2 separate regions of the Homo sapiens genome follow, and region 2 is linked to region 1. Evidence: read pairs that join two places in POLR2A ChIA-PET (ENCODE). Cell type or tissue: MCF 10A. All regions are shown on one strand.

Region 1 (4,000 bases):
GGTAGCCATCCAAGCTTCCTGAAGGAGGTTCGAGATCACATGCAGGACTCTTTCTTAATGCAGCCTGAGGTAAGCAGGAATGTAAATGGAGTTCAAGGCCTTAACATTTTTGAGCACTGCTACTACTGTCATTAATATGTATCTGAAAAATCTTGTCCAATTTGAAATATATTAAAATTTCCAAACTTAAATTGTATCAAATGATGAATGTTTTATCTCTGAGACATAGATTTCTAATTTCACTAATTTTACATGTATTTTCTTGTGATATGCTCATTTGTCTTTAGTTATTTATGTTCTTAGGAAATTATTTTCAGATTTTTTTAGTGCACAATACCTTGTACACAGTAGGCATTTAATAAAGGGATATAAAAATCCTCTCTTTTGTGCCTACCTGAAAAGTTAAAAAAAAAACCCTTTCTTTCAAAAAAATTTCTAAGTCTGTGTTCCTGTTAATCCAGATAAATGAATTAGTAATGAGTAATAAGTGTTTAAAATTAGGAAGACTTTTAACTGTAGTACAGTTATCAAGATAATGAAATTTACATCAGTAAACTATTATTGTCAGGTTAGTCAATAGAGCGTATTCAAATTTTGTCTGTTAATGTCCCTTACAGCAAATGAAAAACAATTATTTCTTGTCTAGAATCCAGTACAGGATCATAGGCTATTATTATTCCTCTTCTTTTTTTTTTTTTTTTTGAGACAGAGTTTCGCTCTTGTTGCCCAGGCTGGAGTGCAACGGCACCATCTCGGCTCACCGCAACCTCCGCCCCCTGGGTTCAAGCGATTCTCCTGCCTCAGCCTCCCAAGTAGCTGGGATTACAGTCATGCACCACCACACCCGGCTAATTTTGTATTTTTTTAGTAGAGATAGGGTTTCTCCATGTCGGTCAGGCTCCTGACCTCAGGTGATCCACCTGCCTCGGCCTCCCAAGTGTTGGCGTTACAGGCGTGAGCCACCGCGCCCGGCCCATTATTTCTTTAAATATAGTTTTTAGGCCTTTTCCCAACTCTCTTCTTCTGAGACCCCAATTCCAGATAATTCCTGCCACTTTCCCACAGTCACTGAGGCTTGTTTTTTGTTTTTTGTTTTTTGGTATTGTTTTGTATTGTTTTTGTACTGTTTTGTATTTATTTTGCATTGTGGTTTGTATTTGTATTGTTTTTCCCTAGTCTTTTTTTCCTTCTGTACTCCATTTTGGAAAGTTTCTATTGCTGTATCTTTAAGTTTGCTGATCTTTTAAAATCACCTGTGAATACCATGCAGCATATTTTTTCAGATGTTATGTTTTTCGTCTCTAAAAGTTCCATTTGTCTCTTTTGTATCTTCTATTTCCTGCCTAATTATGTTCATGTTTTCCTCTACTAATATTTTAATATATTAGCATATTTATAATAGTTCTTTTAACATCTTTGCCTACTGTTTACTTTTTTTTTTTTTGAGATGGAGCCTTGCTCTGTCACCCAGGCTGGAGTGCAGTGGCGTGATCTCTGCTCACTGCAAGCTCTGCCTTCCAGGTTAACGCCATTCTCCTGCCTCAGCCTCCCTAGTAGCTGGGACTGCAGGTGCCCGCCACCATGCCCGGCTAATTTTTTGTATTTTTAGTAGAGGCGGGGTTTCACCGTGTTAGCCAGGATGGTCTCGATCTCCTGACCTCATGATCCGCCTGCCTCGGCCTCCCAAAGTGCTGGAATTACAGGCGTGAGCCACTGCGCCCGGCCTTACTGTTTTCATATCTGCCATTTCTAGATCTGTTTCTATAGTTTGATTTTCTTTTTTTTTCTTCTTCTGGGTAATGAGTCATGTTTTCCTGCTTTTTTTTTTTTTTTTGACAAAATGCCTGTCATTTTTAAGTTTGATTCAGAATATTGTGAATTTCACATTATTGGTTGCTGGATTTTGTTGTATTATTTTAAATGTTTTGTTGGACTTTGTTCTGGCATCCTGTCAAATTAACCTCGAATTATTTGGATCCTTTTGAGGCTTGCTTTTAAGTTTTTGAAAAGACTTTGGTAGAGCAAACTTTAGCCTGGGGCTATTTATTCATACTACCGCGGTGATACCTGGAGAGATCTGAATCATCCCCCGTATTACAAGGTCATCCTACTCTTGAACAGGTAGCAATACAGAGTACTCCTGGCCATGTGTGTTCTTTGGGAATTGTTAGCCTAATGCTTTCTTGTGGTTCTGGGGTTCTTTCTCTGGCCACAGGTGCTTTCTTCTCATGAATGCACAGATCAGTTTTCAGCCAAAATATGTCTGTAGATGTAGTTTTAAGATCACAGATCAGTTTTCAGCCAAAATACGTCGGTAGATGTATTTTTAAGATCAGAGCTTTTTTGTGCAGCTCCATCATCATCAGTACTCTGTTTCCCAAATTCTAGCTGCCTTGAAAGACTTGTGTTTCCTCAACTCAGTGAAACTAGTAAGTAGGCTCTGTTAACCTCCCCTTCCCCCAGCTACTTCTAGGCCTCAAGCTTTGGCAGCCACAGGACTCACTTGATTTGTTTCCCTTTTGTTAGGTATACAGTTCTGTGCTACCTTGTGTGTAGAGTTTGAAAACCATTGTTTTTTTGTGTGTGTGTCTAATTTTCTAGTTGTTAAAGGTGGGTGGGAGGTTTAAATCTAATTTCTGTTAGTTGGGAGTGGAAGTTACCTCTGCTTTAATCTAAATAGTTCCCTAGTTTTTGTTTGTCTTTTATGACTTGACATTTTGAATACCACTTTGGAGAGCATCCCTCAATTCGTGTTTGTTTGATAGTTCCTCAAGATTAGATTGAGGTAATGCATTTTTGGCATGAATACCTCATAAGCGGTGTTGTGTCCCTCTTCGTGCACATCAGGAAGCACATGATGTCTATGTTTTCCATTATTGTGTGTTAACTTGTTTAAGGGGATGTCTGTCAGGTTTCTCCAGGGTAAAGTTGCTATTTTTCCCTCTGTATCTGTTTAAGTTAAGCAAACTTTTCACCCACTATTTTTAGCATCTGTTGTCAATTAGAAAAAAATCCTTAAATTACAAAGTTAGAATAAGTCTGCTAAAAGAAAAATTGTAAATTAAACAGTAATAGAGAAAAGTAAAACATGATGGTATATACATTTTTAAACCGTTTTTTCTCTGCACAGACAAATCTTGCAATATGAAGAGATGATTTCCAGGTTTTATTGAATAAATGAATTGTAATTTTTACTTGAAATTATCTTATTTAGTATAATAAATATTACAATATTATGTCATTGTTTGAGTTTTATTGCCACTTCTTCTAATCAAGGTTCTTCACTATTTCAGTGCTTTGGATTCCTTTGGTAATAAGGACAGATTCATTCTCAGAATGTTATTAAATGCATAAAATACCTATGATTACAAAGACAACCAATTATATCAAAATACAGTTACCAAAATATTTTTTAAATTTTTGAAATGTGCTGCTTTATTTTAATGTATTTAGGAATAAAATCCAGTGGTTAATAACTATAATTTTGAAGTAAAGTTGAATGTAATTGATATATTAAGGGATACTAAGAATGATATAAAAATTGGGAATTTTTATTTTTGACAGTCATAGGCCCTATTAAACTAATGAAGTAAGTTTGTTGCCTCCAATCAGAGTGAAAGAGAATGTTAAATTTCAGTTAGAGGTTAGTAAATATAAAGGTAATTTCTTTACTGTGCGATGTCACAGACTAAAGTTTATATTGTATTTGAATGTGGCTAGGAAAGTAGATAATATGCAGCCTATATCTTGGGGCGCCATTTCCTAAATTAGATTTGCAGCAGCAGGTACATCAAGCCATTCTTTCTTGATTACCTTCCCATGTGGTCTACTTGATTGGTCCAAATGTACCAAATGAAATATACTTCCTATATGTAGAAGGAAAATTTGGGAGAAGTTGTAAAATCGTGACAGTTTTGACATTCACGTGAAATTGGTTAAAATTAAAATATAAGGTACATCTTTTAAATGAGTAGACTGAAAATGAGCCAGTTTGTCATAA
Region 2 (4,000 bases), 62 kb after region 1:
GTGTACTCCCAATTCTTGCCTTCCATTCTTTGTGCTGTTATCATATAATTTTATGTTATTTTCTCTTTAAGCCCCACTAATGTTTATACTTTAAATGATTCTGTAACCACCCTCACTGTTAAGATTTTTCTAGGTTTGTGACAGTAAGTTACAAGATTCATAAATTTGCACTGTTTTACAGGTGGAGAATTAGGAATATAGAGACAATAAGAAAAAAGCGTTAGCCTGACAAAGTCAGAGTGCTAGAAGAGAGCTTTCAATAGCTACAGATAACATTTCCTCTCATTCTTACCACTCAGTGTTTTTCTTTAGTCATTACCTTAATTATAACTCTTACTTTATAAGAAAAAAAACTAAAAAGAAAAAAACACTTTTATTTTAAAATTTACATTTTTCTTCATGCACTATATAATAAACACGGGAGTCAAATATTCTTTTTTTTTTCTGTCTGACAGACTGAAGATTGTCATCCAGTTTTTACATTCTTGATTCTGGGGTGTGTATTTCAGCTTTGAGTGTTTCAAGCAACAGATTTGTTGATAATTTATGATTCTTTATAATTTCTAGGTGCATACATAAAATCAGTCATGTTTTAGTATGCATTTCAAAGACATAAAGCTTTATTTTTTTCTTAAGAAATACGGAGTGTAATATGTTTACTATAATTAGCTGATTTTCTTTCAAGAAAGTTTGTGGGGCTTTTTTTTTTTTTATAGTATTTGTGTGGAAGTAATCGAAAAGACAACATATTTATTGATCCTGGATACCAAACATTTGAGCAAGAATTGAATAAAATACTGCGAAGCTGGCAACCAAGCATACTTCCAGATGGTAATGCTATTTTCACTAAAGGTGTTGCTCTCTTGATATTAGGATTGTTATTTTTACAGAGTATGTTTGAAAATATTATAATTAAGTCACTTAAATTAGATAACATTTTCTGAACACTTACTCGAGCTCATCTGCCTTTCATCTCTTGTTGAATTAGAAACAAATGTGGTCAATAACTAGTGTTTATGAAGAACTTTGTAAGAAATGTAATCTACTTTCTCTGGAGTACGAGACTGGATGTTCATGTCTTAAGCCTTCCAGTGGAGCTTCTGATGTAAATTTCTCTTAAACCACTGTTTTCAGTCCGTGAAGAAAATGTGTATGTATGTGGAGTCATCAATTTTTTTCAGGAATTTAAATTCCTGAATTTTAATTTTAAAAGGATTTACACTGTTTTCTGACCACTGTTTGCTTGTCCTACTGAAGAACAGAAGCAAACATCCAGTCCCTTATTCCATAGATAATAGTTCCATAGTAGCCTCTGTATTGTTAAAGAGCTGCATAGGTAATTCTAGAATTATTCTAGTTGATCTAATATGAAAGGAGAATTGGTATAGATTTGTCCTTAAATTAACTGTGTCTGCTTCTAGATGGTTAAATGAAAACTTTTATTTATTATAATTCTTTTAAAATAGTTCTCTCTATTTAAGGGTCAATATTCTCTCGAGTTGAAGAAGACTATCTCTGGAGGATAAAACAACTAGGATCACACTCTCCAGTAGCTCTTCTGAATACACTGTTCTACTTTAACACTAAGTATTTTGGCCTGAAAACAGTGGAACAACACTTAAGACTTTCCTTTGGCACTGTGTTTAGGCATTGGAAAAAAAATCCTTTAACGATGGAAAACAAAGCGTGTCTTCGATACCAAGTGTCTTCCTTGTGTGGAACAGATAATGAAGGTAGTGTAACAGATTTCTATTTTTATTTTTATTTTTAAATTTTTTTTGAGACAGAGTTTCACTCTTGTTGCCCAGGCTGGAGTGCAGTGGTGCAGTCTCGGCTCACCGCAACCTCTACCTCCTGGGTTCAAGCAATTCTCCTCCCTCAGCCTCCTGAGTGGCTGGGATTACAGGCAGGCGCCACCATGCCTGGCTAACTTTGTATTTTTAGTAGAGACAGGGTTTCTCCATGTTGGTGAGGCTGGTCTCGAACTCCCGACCTCAGGTGATCTGCCCACCTCAGCCTCCCAAAGTGCTGGGATTACAGGCGTGAGCCACCACGCATGGCCCAGATTTCTATTTTGGGATTGTCTATGGTAGGGATATCCAAACCTTGCCTTACTAAAGACCACCTGGGTCACTTGTTAAGAACCTAAGGACTGTCAGTTTTATAAAATAAGACAACCTATGTCTTAAGATGTCTCAGTTCCTTTTGTTTGAAAAATTGTACATTACCAGAAGCCATAACTTAAAACTCCAAGGGGCACCTGGTCCTATTCTTTGGTATAACAGACACTAGGAGTGATGTTTATATCTTTCTTCAAGATTAGTTTAGGAGGTTTATTTCACTTTTATTTTTTAAGATAAAATTACTACTGGAAAAAGAAAACATGAAGATGATGAGCCAGTATTTGAACAAATTGAAAACACAGCCAATCCTTCCAGATGTCCTGTGAAAATGTTTGAATGCTACTTGTCTAAAAGGTGAGTGTTAATGATACTTAACTTTTAAAAATGTTGGTAGAAGTTGGCTGGTTTAAATTTAACATTACCAAGAAGTGACTTTTTTAGATGGATTCTTTCTCAGATTTCTTCTCTCTCAGTTATACCCAAGTTCATTCAGTTATAATCTTTTATTTTGAAATACCCAGTTTATACATCATACTTAGAGTTTAAGCATGTGTTAAGAAATCTCTCTCTACTAATGAAATTTCTACTGCTGTCATTTTCTTTTGGAGATGGGGTCTTGCTCTCTCACCGAGGCTGGAGTACAGTGGCACGTGATCATAGCTCATTGCAACCTCAAACTCCTGGGCTTAAGCCATCCTCCCACCCTCTGCCTCCTGAGTTGCTGGGACTGCAGGCATGTGCCTCCATAGCTGGCTAATTTTTGTATTTTTTGTAGAGACAGGATCTCACTGTGTTGCCCAGGCTGGTCTTGAACTCCTGACCTCAAGCCATCCTCGTGCCTCAGCCTCCCAAAGTGCTGGAATTACAGGCATGAGCCATTGCGCCTGTCATTGTCTTTTAAATTACAGCAATTCCAATGACAGCAAAGCAAGGGACACAAACTTTTTCTTAAACGGTCAGATGGTAAATATTTTAGGCTTTTGGGCCTATGGAATCACTATTGTAACTAATCGGTTCTCTTGTGACTAGAAAGCAGCCATATACTATATATAAATTCATGGCATGTGGCTGTGTTATAATAAAACTTCACATAAGCAGGTGGCTGGCTGTAGTTTGCCAATGCCCGGTGTAAAGGTATGCTCAAAGGTAGTATAGATAGGTGGAAATGTAAGTGAAGTATTTACATTTAAGAGAAAACAGTCAAGCAGGTATGAAAAATGGAATCATGTTCTGGAATTTTTTTTCCCCTCAATCTCAGACCAACAGGCATTTTAAAAAGTTTAAGCCAATAAAACGTTTAGAGACCATAGATTATTTTATGCTTGCCTGTTGTTTTAAGTAAGCACTCTCTAATTTTCAGAAGGTCAGCATGAATTCAAAATGTACTTCCCTGTTTAAACAAATTTATAAATCACAGGTCCCCAGGATGGCCCTCAAGGACTTGTAAAAACAATAGTATCATGTATAGGATGATATTAGTACAAGTTGAATGCGCCTTATCCAAAATGCTTCTGACCAGAAGTGTTTTAGATTTCAGATTTTTTCGGATTTTGGAATATTTGCATATACATTATAAGATGTCTTAGGGCTGGGACCCAACTCTAAACATGAAATTCATTTATATTTCATATACACCTTATACATGTAGCCTGAAGATAATTTTATTTATGCATAGCCTGAAGGTGATTTTATTTTCCCCTTGGGGTTGCTGAATAACCTGTGTGTTATGTGCCTGTGTTTTGGGCGCGAACTCCTCACATGAGGTCAGGTGTGGAACTTTCCACTTTTGGTGTCATTTTGGCAAAGAGTTTCAGATTTTGGATTTTTGAATTAGGGATGCTCAGCCTGTATTTCTCACCATGGTTTAGGGTGGTCCT

The links. Peaks named below come from ENCODE experiments on the same cell type or tissue, not always from the same donor. Only the 100,000 strongest peaks of a DNase experiment are listed, where the experiment ranks them.
Region 2: POLR2A ChIA-PET joins it to region 1 with 5 read pairs; 6 of 35 experiments call an interaction of 5 or more read pairs at or near these places.

The regions. Positions count from the first base shown.
Region 1 is chr13:20,019,550-20,023,549 of GRCh38, forward strand. It overlaps ZMYM2 (zinc finger MYM-type containing 2), which reads left to right. Exons shown (of 25, transcript NM_197968.4): 7 at 1-69. Among named protein-coding and RNA genes, the nearest start is that of ZMYM2, 63 kb to the left of the region's middle. In MCF 10A, no CTCF peak of the experiment used is centred here; a DNase peak (open chromatin) is centred at 2,052.
Region 2 is chr13:20,081,300-20,085,299 of GRCh38, forward strand. ZMYM2 (zinc finger MYM-type containing 2) reads left to right here. Exons shown (of 25, transcript NM_197968.4): 22 at 717-831; 23 at 1,482-1,733; 24 at 2,357-2,477. Among named protein-coding and RNA genes, the nearest start is that of LINC01072, 19 kb to the right of the region's middle. In MCF 10A, no CTCF peak of the experiment used is centred here; no DNase peak of the experiment used is centred here.